Regions from separate parts of the Homo sapiens genome. Here region 2 is linked to region 1. The links are chromatin contacts, found by Hi-C or POLR2A ChIA-PET in ENCODE. All regions are on one chromosome and are shown on one strand. Each heading gives the region's core, a stretch centred on a gene start or an enhancer-like site at or near the end of the contact. The rest is flanking DNA. Distances are from core to core; before and after follow the strand shown. Region 1 overlaps PLEKHA5 (pleckstrin homology domain containing A5). Region 2 overlaps AEBP2 (AE binding protein 2).

What was found. A loop is a pair of places that touch in the nucleus more often than their neighbours do. ChIA-PET counts read pairs that join two places held with the same protein, here RNA polymerase II (POLR2A). Pooled maps may share reads with other maps.
Region 2: a pooled map shows a loop between it and region 1 (4-fold over the local background). The contact joins two enhancer-like sites. A Hi-C loop is called at or near these places in 2 of 50 pooled maps. POLR2A ChIA-PET finds 5 or more read pairs at or near these places in 3 of 52 experiments (H1, T-cell and activated CD8-positive, alpha-beta memory T cell).

The regions. Positions count from the first base shown.
Region 1 is chr12:19,269,221-19,276,599 of GRCh38, forward strand. PLEKHA5 (pleckstrin homology domain containing A5) reads left to right here. Exons shown (of 32, transcript NM_001256470.2): 9 at 550-665; 10 at 968-985; 11 at 5,296-5,763. LOC124902892 (a long non-coding RNA gene) reads right to left here. Exons shown (of 3, transcript XR_007063235.1): 2 at 7,346-7,379; 3 at 6,464-6,545. Among named protein-coding and RNA genes, the nearest start is that of PLEKHA5, 140 kb to the left of the region's middle. Within about 2 kb of position 4,896, at least 9 of the 41 ENCODE cell types and tissues checked have a DNase peak (open chromatin) inside an H3K27ac peak, as active enhancers do.
Region 2 is chr12:19,480,191-19,486,536 of GRCh38, forward strand. The region is part of intron 3 of AEBP2 (AE binding protein 2); the gene reads left to right. Among named protein-coding and RNA genes, the nearest start is that of AEBP2, 44 kb to the left of the region's middle. RefSeq lists a silencer at 2,665-2,959 and an enhancer at 2,673-3,174. Within about 2 kb of position 2,686, at least 8 of the 41 ENCODE cell types and tissues checked have a DNase peak (open chromatin) inside an H3K27ac peak, as active enhancers do.

The DNA.
Region 1 (7,379 bases), core at 3,646-6,145:
CTACTAAAATACAAAAATTAGTTGGGCATGGTGGCACATGCCTGTAATCCCAGCTAATCGGGATGCTGAGGCAGGAGAATCGCTTGAACCAGGGAGGCAGATGTTGCAGTGAACCAAGATTGCTCCACTGCACTCCAACCTGGGCAACAGAGTGAGACTCTGTCTCAAAAAAAAGAAAAAAAAAAAAAAAGGTGTGAATTGCAGTAAATGGAAATTGCTAGAAATGTGGAGATGGAAGAGGCACCACTAAGTACTTCATTTCTCACCTCCTTTCCTTTCCATGCACTCTTTTTTTTTTTTATTTTTAATTTTAGAGTGTGCACACAACTAAAAGAAAGAGGGTAAAATTAAGGGGGAAATTAATATATATTTTTCAAGTTAATAGTTATATTTTTTCTTGATTCATTTCCATATCTCAGGTAAAAGATAAGTCTACTTTCTCTGAAATTTGATAGCAACGTTCTATGTCAGGAATCACTTACCTTTTTTTCTTTTTCTTTTACAGAATCCTATATTTTTATTTAAAATGATCGTGTCATTTTCAATCAGGCAGCCCATCCAAACATGCGGACCTATTATTTCTGCACTGATACAGGAAAGGAAATGGAGTTGTGGATGAAAGCCATGTTAGATGCTGCCCTAGTACAGACAGAACCTGTGAAAAGGTAAAGGCTTGTAGAAAAAATGATGGTGATTTCCACTTCCATTTTATTCCATGCCTTGCAAGTATTTCACTGTCATAGTACATATCATTTTAATAGTCATGGTATGAAATCATTTTTTCCTCAGAAAGCAAGGATCAATTCCTGTTCTGAATTAAATTAATACACATTTTGTTAGTTTGCGATACCACCTACATTTTTATTCCACTTTTCTTCTTTTTCTTCTTTATTCATTTTCACCTATCGGTGTACTGGGGTGAATCCAGAATCCTAACATTCAAACTGAATGTTCTTTCTTCTTACAGAATTACCTTTAATTTCCGGTGAGTACGTTTTTAATTGTTACCTTAAAGCTACACAGATTTTTATCCTTTGAGATAGTGTTTTTAAGATTCTAAATCTTAGAAGAGAGTTTATTTTTATGAAGTTAATTTGTGTTTTTCTGTAATAGTGTGTTGATGTTTCTAAAGTGTGATGAATTACAGTAAGAAACTTTGATAGTTTCATTTTTTCAACATTTCTGATTAATTTTTATTGTTTTTGTAATGAATGTCTCCAGAAAATAGTTCGTCAAGCATTTAGATTGTTTCCAAATCCACTTCTTGGTGAATTGTACCTTTTTTATATTGAAACTCCACTACTCAGATTCCTTGATAATATAGATAAGTGCTGTTAAAATTGACCCATGTATTTTTCCCTGCTTGAAGATACGAATCATTTTAATATTCTTCAGTATAGCTAGTTAGAGGAAATCTGATTCTCAGACTACATAAATACAAGTAGTATAATGTGCTTTTTAAAAAATATATATTCCTGTAATTCGAAGAAAAAATTATGATGCAAGTTAATTTTTCTTCCAGTCAGTGACAGCTGAGCACATATCTTATGTAAGAAAGATGCTAATGTGCATCTTTTTTCCCTCTTCTTTTTTTTCCCTCTTCTCAGGAAATTAGGGATTGTTACAGTATACATCTAGTCCTTTGTTTTTCTTATTCTAGTGTGCATTTTAATAAAGTCTTGGCTTTTTGGCTAAAAGACTTAGGTTGATGCTGTGTATTTGTGCTATTTTTGTAAATATCAAGTCTAAATCAAGTTACCCAATCACTAGTAATTAGAGCTGGGGAAAAACTGAAAAGAAAAGAGGGTCTAGGATATAGCTCTAGGACATCTATTTTTAAGAAAAACCACTTTTGCCACATGCATATTGCAGGATGAGAGCAGATAGAAGGAAAATCTGTTTTTGGAATTGCATGTGTAAAAATTACCTGAGTAGCATAAAGATGAGGTGGTTAGCACTGATAACGAGAGAAAATGTGTAGGTGAAGAGAATTCATTTAAAATCTTCAGGCTGAGCATGGTGGCTCACACCTGTAATTCTAGCACTTTGGGAGGTTGAGGGATCACTTGAGCCCAGGATTTTGAGATCAGCCTGGGCAACATGATGAAACACCATCTGTACCAAAAATACAAAAATTAGCTGGGCGTAGTACCACACTCTTGTAGTCCCTGCTACTCAGGAGGCTGAAGCATGAGGATCACTTGAATCAGGAGGTTGAGGCTGCTGTGAGCTGTGACTGTGCCACTGCACTCCAGCCTAGACAACGGAGTGAGACCCTGTCAAAAAAAAATAAAAATAAAACTTCAATACTTTTAACTTCAAAGCAAAATTTTTAGGAAATTGTTTAGAATACAGAAATCTGTATAATAATTAAAATATTTATGTCCAAATAATTTCAATATTGTATATTATACTTTTCTCAGAATTTCAGCATGTTTCTACTTTATTTTATTAAATTTACCACTCTAAAAACTGATAATTACTCGTAATTTGGGATGATAAAGATGGCAATTATTTGGCTTGGCTTTTGGCAACCTGATAGTTCACTAGTTAGGTGCTTATACAGTTTTCAGCCGTCTTTGTTAGTGTAATCTACTCAGACAAGATTTATTAATACCACCTGCGTGCCCAGCTTAGAGTCCGTTATCCTGTAGAAATTATGTGTTTTCTTCTACTCCTAGTTGTTGGCATTTTTATCCCACTCTATTAGATTTAGTCATTCAAAGTGAAAGTAAGTATAGAGAGATTTTGTTTGCTTGGTTTTAAGCTAATGCACTCATTTTGCTGTATGGCTCAAATACTTAAAATATTTATCAGAGCTTATCACTGTAATACAACATCCAGTTTTTAACTTGAGAGTTCATTCTCCCTAACTTTATAAAGTATTTCACCTGTTCACGATAATGTCATAGTCTCCTAGTGTGCAGATCATTGATGGCCCAAAGAAAAAAAAATCTAAGTATAATATGGATTCTCTGAATAATTTTCATCTCTAAGCCCATTATTTTCATTTTATATATCTCAGTGTATTTTCTGCAATAACTTAAATGTCACTTTTTAAAATTAGATCACAAGTTTTATATTATTTATGGTACCTTAGCATACTTTTCTGAGTCAGCTTTGTTCCATTTAGAGAAAAGTCATCATATGTGTCTTTTTGACTACTTTTTCAATGATAAATCTTGGGGAAAAAGAAAAAAAACCCACCACAGTTTTAATTTAAAATAATAGCTTTAGGCTGAGCACGGTGGCTCACGCTTGTAACCCCAATAATGTAGGAGGCCAAGGTGGGAGGATTGCTTGAGCCCAGGAGTTCAAGACCAACCTAGGTGACCAGTGAGACCCCGTCTCTAAAAAAATTTAAAAATTAGCTAGGTGTGGTGGCGTGTACCTATAGTCCCGGCTGCTCGGGAGGCTGAGAGGGAAGGATCACTTGAGCCCAGAAAGTTGAGGTTGCAGAGAGCCAAGATCACGTCACTGCACTCCCCCCTGGGTTATACGGCAAGAGACCTTATCTCAAATAATAATGATAATAATCATGATGACAGTAATAATAATAGCTTTAGATAGACTACAGTAAATATGTTTTAAAAATCTTTTCAGTTATTTTATGTTTAATGTTAAAATTCCTACCCTCCCAAATAGCAAGGGATACATATGCTTTTAGTGTAAATGTTCTATGCCTTCTTTGTTGTTCTTGTTTTGAGATGGAGTCTCGCTCTGTCGCCCAGGCTGGAGTGCAGTGGCACGATCTCAGCTCACTCCAAACTCTGCCTCTCAGGTTCAAGCAATTCTCCTGCCTCAGCCTCCCGAGTAGGTGGGATTACAGATGTCCTCCACCAAGCCAGCTAATTTTTTTTTTATTTTTCGTAGAGACGGGGTCTCACCATTTTGGCCCGGCTGGTCTCAAACACCTGATCTTAGGTGATCCACCCACCCTGGCCTCCCAAAGTGCTGGGATTACAGGCATCAGTGGCCACACCTGGCCAACTTTTATTTTTCAAGAGAAAGAAGCACATAGTCTATCTTAGTAAATTTTCCCAATGTCTAATGTTGCCTCCAATCTAGAAGCCATGGTTTATATTTAACCTAAATATATGGATGGTTCATAACTTTACTCCAAGAAAAATAGTCACCTTTTTTTTTTAATTTTTTTTCCTTGGTGACCATATTCCAAAGCTTCTAGATATCTTCATCTATAGTTGATTACAGATATATGTATATAGATCTACATCCTTTCCACACGTCATAAACATTGGCAGCATTACCACACCTAGTTTCTGATAGAAGCATTTTTATTTATTGGAATATGGAGGGTTGGCTGGCTCCTGAGAGGCCTCCTAGAGTGGCATGATCTTGGCAGTTTCGTGCAGGTTCACACACTCAGCTTGATCTTTTCAGAGTCTGGAAGTGATTAGGCTCAGGGAAAGACCTAGATATGGCAACTAGAATAGTGAGCAAGTACAACTGTCGAGTGACCTAGACACATGCTGTTAACGAGCTCATTCTTTCAGTGGCCAGGTGGACATGGGATGCCAGATTCTAACCCAAGATTGCTTGATGTGTTGGAATTATAATGGTAAAATAAGGTCTGTGCCAGCCACTCATTAACTCATCTGATTCTCACAAGAACCCTCTGATCTTGGTGGCACAATCATACCCATTTACCAAAGAGGAAGCATAGGCACTTTAAGTGTTCTGTACTTTGCCTGAAGACTCAGCTAGTAAGAACAGAGTTGCAAGCTGGACATGTGCAGTCAGACTCCAAGAGCTCTAAAATCATACTGAGTTCCTCTTGAATACAAACAAAAGGAGTTAATTATATGGTTCAGATCTTTGATAGCATCAGACTATGATTTCCTGTTGCAGCCATTTCCACAACCAGACTCATGTTTGTCTCATGAGTCAACAAGCAGCTAACCTTGGCTGGGAGCCATGTGGCTCCTTTCAAGGGACTATCTACTGTGGTCCTTTAAGTGTAGACTTTGTGGTTTAACTGTCATAAGGCAATCTTAATTTGCTTTATTTTCAGATTCCTAATGGTGGGAGCACACATCACTTTTTACGCTCTAGTTCTTTATGTTTTCTTTTTCCCCCTTTCTGTTTATACATTCTGGTGTTGTGCTTGAATGTTAATATCACAGCATTGGGTATTTGTGTAGACTTGTCCACTGTGACCCTTTCCAGTCCCCTGGCCCCCACCCCCGTAAAGTATAATTTTTCCTAGATTGAATCCCAGAAGTAATATGTACATTATTTCATCTGATTTACTATGATTTTCTTCTCTGATTTCAGAGTGGACAAGATTACATCTGAAAATGCACCAACTAAAGAAACCAATAACATTCCCAACCATAGAGTGCTAATTAAACCAGAGATCCAAAACAATCAAAAAAACAAGGAAATGAGCAAAATTGAAGAAAAAAAGGCATTAGAAGCTGAAAAATATGGATTTCAGAAGGATGGTCAAGATAGACCCTTAACAAAAATTAATAGTGTAAAGCTGAATTCTCTGCCATCTGAATATGAGAGTGGGTCAGCATGCCCTGCTCAGACTGTGCACTACAGACCAATCAACTTGAGCAGTTCAGAGAACAAAATAGTCAATGTTAGCCTGGCAGATCTTAGAGGTGGAAATCGCCCCAATACAGGGCCCTTATACACAGAGGCCGATCGAGTCATACAGAGAACAAATTCAATGCAGCAGTTGGAACAGTGGATTAAAATCCAGAAGGGGAGGGGTCATGAAGAAGAAACCAGGGGGTAAGTGTCTGTCTTGTCATTATGAACCCAGGTTTCTTTGATGCTGTGTTGGTGGAGATTGGTTTCTGAGCTACTGATTAAAATATTGGTTTAAATTGTGTTTTAGCTGTTATAGCTTCATTACTACGTCTTTTGTTTATAATGATCAGATATAAGTATTTATTCTCTGTCTCTTATGTTCTGTCACCCAACTTTGCTAATGGCAAGGAGTCATCCTTCCTGGCCAAGCACAAGGAAAGGCTTGGGTTACAGGCAGAGATCGAGTTTATTTGGGAGAGGGAGGGAGCAAGCCCTGTCCTCCCAACCCACCCCTGTCTTGTCCCCTGCCATTATCACCTCTTCTCTGACTGTCCTCCATTACCAGTTTCTGCAGGTTGGTACAATGCAAGGATCTCCTGAGACAAGTAATATGGAGGCAGCAAAGGCCTACTGCTCTCTAATTCCCAGTCTTATTCTTGGGCTTTCTTTAAATCAGAATGCACATAACTATTAAATTCAAGGCCAGGCGCAGTTTTTCGGCTTGTAATCCCAGCACTTTGGGAGGCCAAAGCAGGAGAATCGTTTGATGCCAGGAGTTTGAGACCAGCCTGGGCAACCTAGCAAGACCCTATCTCTGTAAAAAATTCTTAAAAATTAGCCAAGCATAGTGGTGCATACCTGTAGTACCTACTACTTGGGGGAAGTTGAAGTGGGAGGATTGCTTGAGCCCAGGAGTTGGGAGCTGCAGTGAGCTATGACTGTGCCAGTGCACTCCAGCGTGGCAGCACAGTGAGAACCCAACTCTAAAAAAAAAAATGTAAATATATTTATATGAGCATTTATTCATTTTTGCATGCACCTTTTCTTAATATATTTATTTTGCAACTACTATATGCTAATTGTGGGACCGCAAAGTAAAATAATGAAAAGATACAGTCCAGATACTCACAGAGATAATTCTCTAGTAGAGGAGACAATTGAATAAGTAGATGCAATTTAGTGTGACAAATACAATGAAGGCAGACCAGGGTGCTGTAGGAACACATTTCGGGACAACAGCACAATCTTAAGGATTCAGAGTCTAGGAAAACCTTTGTAGAGGAAGCAAAACACAAGCAGTGATACGAAGAATAACATGCATATTATGGCTTAGATATGCAAAGCGCCAGGCTTGGTAGAGAACAGAAGAATCAAAAGAAATCCAGTATGACTTGATTGTAACTGGGGAATCAATGAGTGAAGAACAGGCTAGAGACATAAGCTAGGAGAGAGAGATTCAGATTGGTGTCTCAGAAATCTGGATAATAAATTGGAGAAAGTTCAAAAGTTACTTAAGTGATTGAAGTGAGAAGAGGATGAGGATGTATTCGGGATATAATTGACAAGTCTAGTTGATTGCTTTGATGTGCTTGATTGCAAACTCGTCTTGCTCAAGATTAAGTTTGGTGCCGGGCAAGGTGGCTTGAGTCTGTAATCCCAGCACTTCGGGAGGCCAAGGCGGGCAGTTCAGTTGAGGCCAGGAGTTCGAGACCAGCCTGGCCAAGATGGTGAAACCCCATGTCTACTAAAAATACAAAGATTAGCCAGACATTTTAGTGCTCACCTGTAATCTCAGCTACTGGGGAGGCTGAGGCAGG
Region 2 (6,346 bases), core at 1,436-3,935, 210 kb after region 1:
CTCTTGGGTTCAAGCAATTCTGCCTGCCTCACCCTCCCAAGTAGCTGGGATTATAGGTGCCCACCACCACGCCTGGCTAATTTTTGTATTTTTTACTAGAGACAGGGTTTCTCCATGTTGGCCAGGCTGGTCTTGAATTCCTGACCTCAGGTGATCTGCCCACCTCGGCCTCCCAGAGTGCTGGGATTACAGGCATGGGCCACTGCGCCCTGCCAAGGAGGTTCTATTTTGGTGTGTTTCGAGGTTTTATTTCAAGATTTAGAACTTCTTTTAGCATTTCTTGTAGTGCTGGCTTGGTAGTGACAAATTCTCTTAGCCTTTGTCTGAAAAAGACTTGATCTCTCCTTCATTTATGAAGCTTAGTTTTGCTGGATACAATATTCTTGGCTGATAATTATTGTTTCAGGCAGCAGAAGGTGGTACCCCAGTCTCTTCTGGCTTGTAAGGTTTCTGCTGAGAAGTCTGCTGTTAATCTGATAGGTTTTTCTTTATAGGTTATCTGATGCTTTTGTCCCACAACTCGTAATATTCTTTCCTGCATCTTGACTTTAGATAACCTGATGACTGTGTGCCTAGGTGATAATATTTTTGGGAGGAATTTCTCAGTTGTTCTTTGAGCTTCTTGTATTTGGGTGTCTACCTCTTTAGCAAGGCCAGGGAAGTTTTCCTCAGTTATTCACCTCGAGTAAGTTTTCCAAACTTGTAGATTTCTCTTCTTTCTCAGAAACACCAGTTATTCTTAGGTTTGGTTGTTTGATGTAATCCCACATTTCGTGGAGACTTTGTTAATTTTTTTTTAAGTGTCTTTTCTTTGTCTTTGTCTGATTGGGTTATTTCGAAAGCCTTGTCTTTGAGCTCTGAAATTCTTTCTTCTACTGTTATTGAAACTTTGCAGTGCATCCTTTTTTTTTTTTTTTTTTTTTTTTTTGAGACCGAGTCTCACTCTGTTGCCCAGGCTGGAGTGTAGTGATGCTATCTCCACTCACTTCAACCTCCGCCTTCCAGGTTCAAGTGATTCTCTTGCCTCATCCTCCCGAGTAACTGGGATTACAGGTGCCCACCACCACACCCAGCTAAGTTTTGTATTTTTTTAGTAGAGGCAGGGTTTCATCATGTTGGCCAGGCTCGTCTTGAACTGCTGACCTCAGGTGATCCACCCGCCTCTGCCTCCCAGAGTGCTGGGATTACAGGCATGAGCCACTGTGCCTGGCCTTCAGTGCGTTTTCTGTTTCTCTTAAGTGTGCCTTTTATTTCTAGAAGTTGTGATTGTTGTTTCTTTTCTTTTCTTTTTTTTTTTGTGAGGCAGAGTCTTGTTCTGTCACCCAGGCTGGAGCGCAGTGGTACAGTCTTGGTTTATTGCAACCTCCCACCTTCACCTCCTGGGTTCAAGTGATTCTCATGCCTCATCCTCCCGAGTAGCTGGGATTACAGGCACTTGCCAACATGCCTGGCTAAATTTTGTATTTTTAGTAGAGACGGGGTTTCACCGTGGTGGCAAGGCTGGCCTTGAACTCCTGAACTCATTTGATCTGCCTGCCTCAGCCTCCCACAGTGCTGGGATTACAGGCATGAGCCACGGTGCCCAGCCTCCAGTGCATTTTCTGTTTCTCTAAGTGTGACTTTTATTTCTAGAAGTTGTGATTGCTGTTTCTTTATGATATTTTTTCTCTGGAGAATTTTTCATCCGTATCCTGTATTGTTGTCTTTAATTTGGTTTTCACCTTTCTCTGATATCTCCTTGAGTATCTTAATAATCAACCTTCTGAATTCTTTATCTGGAAATTCAGAAATTTATTCTTGGTTTGGATACATTACTGGGGTTATAGAACCCTGTTTTGTCATATTACCAGAATTACTTTTCTGGTTCCTTCTCATTTGTTTAGACTATTTCGGTGGAAAAGACTGGATCTCAGGGCCTGCTGTCTCCCACTTCCTCTAGGGATGGGGCTTCCTGAGAGCTGGACTGCAGTGATTGTTATTGCTCTTCTGAGTGTAGCCATCCAGCAGCAGGGCTACTAGGCTCTGGGATGGTGCTGGGGAATGCCTACAAGGAGTCCTGTGATGTGATTCATCTTCAGGTCTCCGAGCTGTGGATACCAGCACCTGCTCTGCTGGAGGTGGCAGGGGAGTGAAGTGGACTCTTTGGTGGTGTTCGGTTGTAGATATGTTGAGTGTACTTGCTTTCTTGAATACTGGTTATGCTAGCAATGAACTTGTAATGTGGACACACTCAGGACCTCTGGTTGGCCAGGATGTCGCAGGCAGTGGAATTAGCTGTTGTTTTCCGCTTCCTGGGATCTGGGTTATTCTGTCATGAGTTGCTCTAATGGCCTGAATTGGTTGGCCTCCAACCAGGAGGTGACACTTTGAAGAGTGCACCAGTTGCAGTAGTAGTTAAGTAGGGAGATTGCTTGCCCTAAGTTGGCCTGGGCAAGTATTTTGGCTTCTGGCGAGATGGGTGGGGCTATGTTTCCTGTTCTGCTAAAGGGGCAGGTAGAGAAATACCATCAGGTGGGAGCAGGGTTAGGCGGAACTGGGCTCAGACTCACTTTCATTAGGCGGGGCTTGCCACAGCCACTGTGGGAGATAGGGCGTTGGTTTTCAGGCCAGTGGGGTTATGTTCCATAGGGGATTTTGGCTGCCTCTGCTGTGTCATATAGTTCACCAGGGAAGTGGGGGGTTGTGAGAGTCCTGGTTGCGAGAGACCTCATTCAGCTCCCATGCAGTGGGTGAAGCCACTCTCACTCCCTTGGTGTACTGCTCAGACCTTGCCCCAGGCTTCCCTGCTGAGAAAGCAAGGCCTTCAGACCTCGCCCCTCCCCGTCTGCCTACTCTGTCAGCAGCTCTGCGCTGGTATCTGCAGCAGTTCCTGTTCCCTCGCCACCTCCCTTTTCTGCTCAAGAAAATCCATGTCCAGCTGAAATTGTTACTATCTCATTTAGAAGCTTCTTTTGCCCTGTTACCCTTCCCTAATTCTACTGGCTGTCTTCTGCTAGTACCCTTGTGAGATATAGTCGGGGATGGCTTCCCTGGGCTCTAGCTAGAGGCTGGGAATGCTTACAAGGCATTTCCCACTGCTGCTTCTACTTTTATATTTTGCACGTTCCCTTAAATCTGTTTCAGCCCTAGGTAAGGTTAAATCCGTCTCGTCTCCCATGATCTGGATTTTCAGATTCCCCAGTGGGGTTGTGTGTGTGGAGGCAGGTTTTCTCTCTCTTACACTTTGGGAACTCACAGTTTTTTACCTGTCTCACGGAATTTGCAGCAGTGTACCGCTTCTTTGAAAGGATCTGTGAATTTTTTCGGTTTGCCTGGTATATTCCTGGGGTGGTTCTTGAAGCAAAAGTTCACGGTGCGAGTCTCCACATGGTGTTCTCTCTGCCAAAGTGGGAGCTGCATGTTAGCCCTTTCTCCTATCTCCATCTTCCTCCTCCCGATTGTACCTTGCTTTTTGAATATACTTTATGCTGGGATCTTTTCATATCAGTTCATAGTGAATAGTCTCATTTTTTCAGCTTCATCGCTTTCCATTGTGTAATATTAGCGGTTTAACCAAACTTTGTAGATACACTTGGGTTGCTTCTTGTCTTATTGTTACAAATAGTGCTATAGTGATGAATCCTGAATATGTATCATTTTGTACATGTATAATTATGTATGTAGGAAAAATCCCCTAAAATGATGTGAGTGGGTGGATCAAAGGTTAATGTAAACATTGCTAATTTTGATAACTTGCCAAATTGTCGTTCCCTAGAGCTAGTGCCGTCATCAGTAATGTTAGAGTGTCTGCCTAATGTTGGAGTGTCTCCAAGGCTTTGCTGAGAGAGGATTGTCAAACTTTTGGATTTTTGCTAATCTCATAGGTGAGACATTACATCTTTTTGTTTGTTTGTTTGTTTTTTGTTGGGATACAGAGTTTGGCTCTGTCGCCCAGGCTAGATGGAGTGCAGTGGCATGATGTGGGCTCACTGCAACATCCACCTCCTCAGTTCAATTGATTCTCATGCTTCAGCCTCTGGAGTAGCTGGGATTACAGGCAGGCACCACAACGCCCAGCCAATTTTTTTTTTTTTTTTTTTTTTTTTGGTATTTTTAGTAGAGATGGGGTTTCACTACATTGGCCAGGCTGGTCTTGGACTTCTGGTGATCCGCCTCCCCTTGGTCTCAGAGAAGTTACATCTTAATAGTTTATTTTTTTGAGACGGAGTCTTGCTGTGCTCTGTTGCCAGGCTGGAGTGCAGTGGTGTGATCTCGGTTCACTGCAACCTCCGCTTCCCATGTTCAAGTGATTCTCCTGCCTCAGCCTCCCGAGTAGCTGGGACTACAGGTACCCACCACCACGCCCAGCTAATTTTTGTATTTTTAGTAGAAACGGGGTTTCACCATGTTGGCCAGGATGGTCTCGATCTCTTGACCTCGTGATCCGCCCGCCTTGGCCTCACAAAGTGCTGGGATTACAGGTGTGAGCCACCGCGCCTGGCCCATCTTAATAGTTTTAATTAGTATTTCTTTCATTATGGGTTAGGTTGAACATCTTTTCATATGTCTAACCGTTCAGATTTTTTTTCTTAATTTTTTTTTTAAGTAAGTGGTCTCTGAAGAAAAAAATGAAGGAGGTAGTAAATGAATAAATGAATGAATAAGTAAATCAATGGTCTAATTAATTTTCTGGGGCACAGGTCCTATTACTTTAACACCCCAGTGTTTCCTGTAGTCATACTGCAGATCTTGGCCGTGACATTTGCTGGAAATGTGACTGCGAACTGCTTTTTTAACTTCCTGTCTAATGTGTAGTTGGTAGTACTAATTACATCATGAAGTTCTTGTTCAGTGTGTGCACACTAAATATAAGAGATTATTTATTAAAGTAAAAGAATCATTTAAATCATTTACATCTTCATTGTATTTCCATGTGTGTATGTGTGTGTAAGTATATTTTAAGGCAGCCTTTCTGCTGGTTGATGATGATGTATATGCAGGTTAATTTCAAAGCCTATACAAATGTTTTGTGTTTTTTGTTTTTTCCAAATCCTCTTCTAGAAACTGTAGACGTTTCCTATTGGAGAGGGGAAAGAAATTGTCTTTGAAAGAAAAAAAGTTAAGGTATATGATTTAGTGAGGTATTGTTCCATACATGAATCATAGGAATTATTTAAATCAACAAAACATTGATGTCTGAAGTACCTGGCACTATGCTGGGCAATATGGAAACGAGGTAATGAGAAAAACAGAGTAGGCCGGGTGTCCTGGCTCATGCTGTAATCCCAGCACTTTGGGAGGCTGACACAAGCAGATTGCTTAAGCCCAGGAGTTTGAGACCAGCCTGGGCAACATGACGAAACCCTGTCTGTACAAAAAAAATACAAAAATTAGCCGGGCGTGTTGGCATGTACCTGTAGACCCACCTACTCAGGAAGGTGAGGTGGAAGGATCACTTGAGTCTGGGTGTTTGGGGCTGCAGTGAGCTGAGACTGCACTCCAGCCTGGGTGACAGAGAGAGAGAGAGAGACCCTGTCTCAAAAAAAAAAAAAAAAGAAAAGCAGGCCTCTATACTCAGGGAACTTGTAGTCTCTGGGTTTATACAGATCTAAAGAAACTTAAATAATGAAATGTAAGTTCTTCAATAGTGACCTATGAGATTCTCTGGGTTAGGGATCAATTAAATTATAACAGGGGCTGGGAAAGGATAGTAGAAGATGAGTGGCAGGTGACTATAGAGAGAGGAAGTGATAAGGTGATGTTTGAGGTGAGCCTCTGCTTTTTTTTTTTTTTTTTTTTCATTTTGTTTGAAGGTCTGATATAATGTATAGTTGTGTCTAATGCACACTTGTTTAACAGTTTAATGATTTGTTTCTTATGTTCGTATGCACATTTGTAACTACCATCCTGATAGAGAATATTTCAGTAAGACAAGATTTCTAATGTCCTTTTCTGGTCTATCTCTTCTCCTGCCCTCCACCCATCTGCCCAGACTATATTCTAATTTCTTTCATACTTACTTTATGAACTCTTGTATGAACTCTTAGTTGTGTGAACTCTTGTATCTGGCTTTTTGTTCACTCAACAAAATATCAGCGAGATTTGTACGAATTGTATCAAGCAGTCATTTAAAAACATTGCTCTGTAGTATTCCACTGTACAGATAAATCCATTCACTTCCTTTTGGGCATTTGGATTGTTTCCAATCATTGGCTGCTATTTTTTTTTGTTTTGTTTTTTGAGACGGGGTCTCACTCTGTCACCAATGTTGGAGTACAGTGGCCTGATCTCTACGCACTGCAGCCTCAATCTCCCTGGCTCAGGTGTTACTCATACTACAGTCTCCCAAGTAGCTGGGATTCAGGCC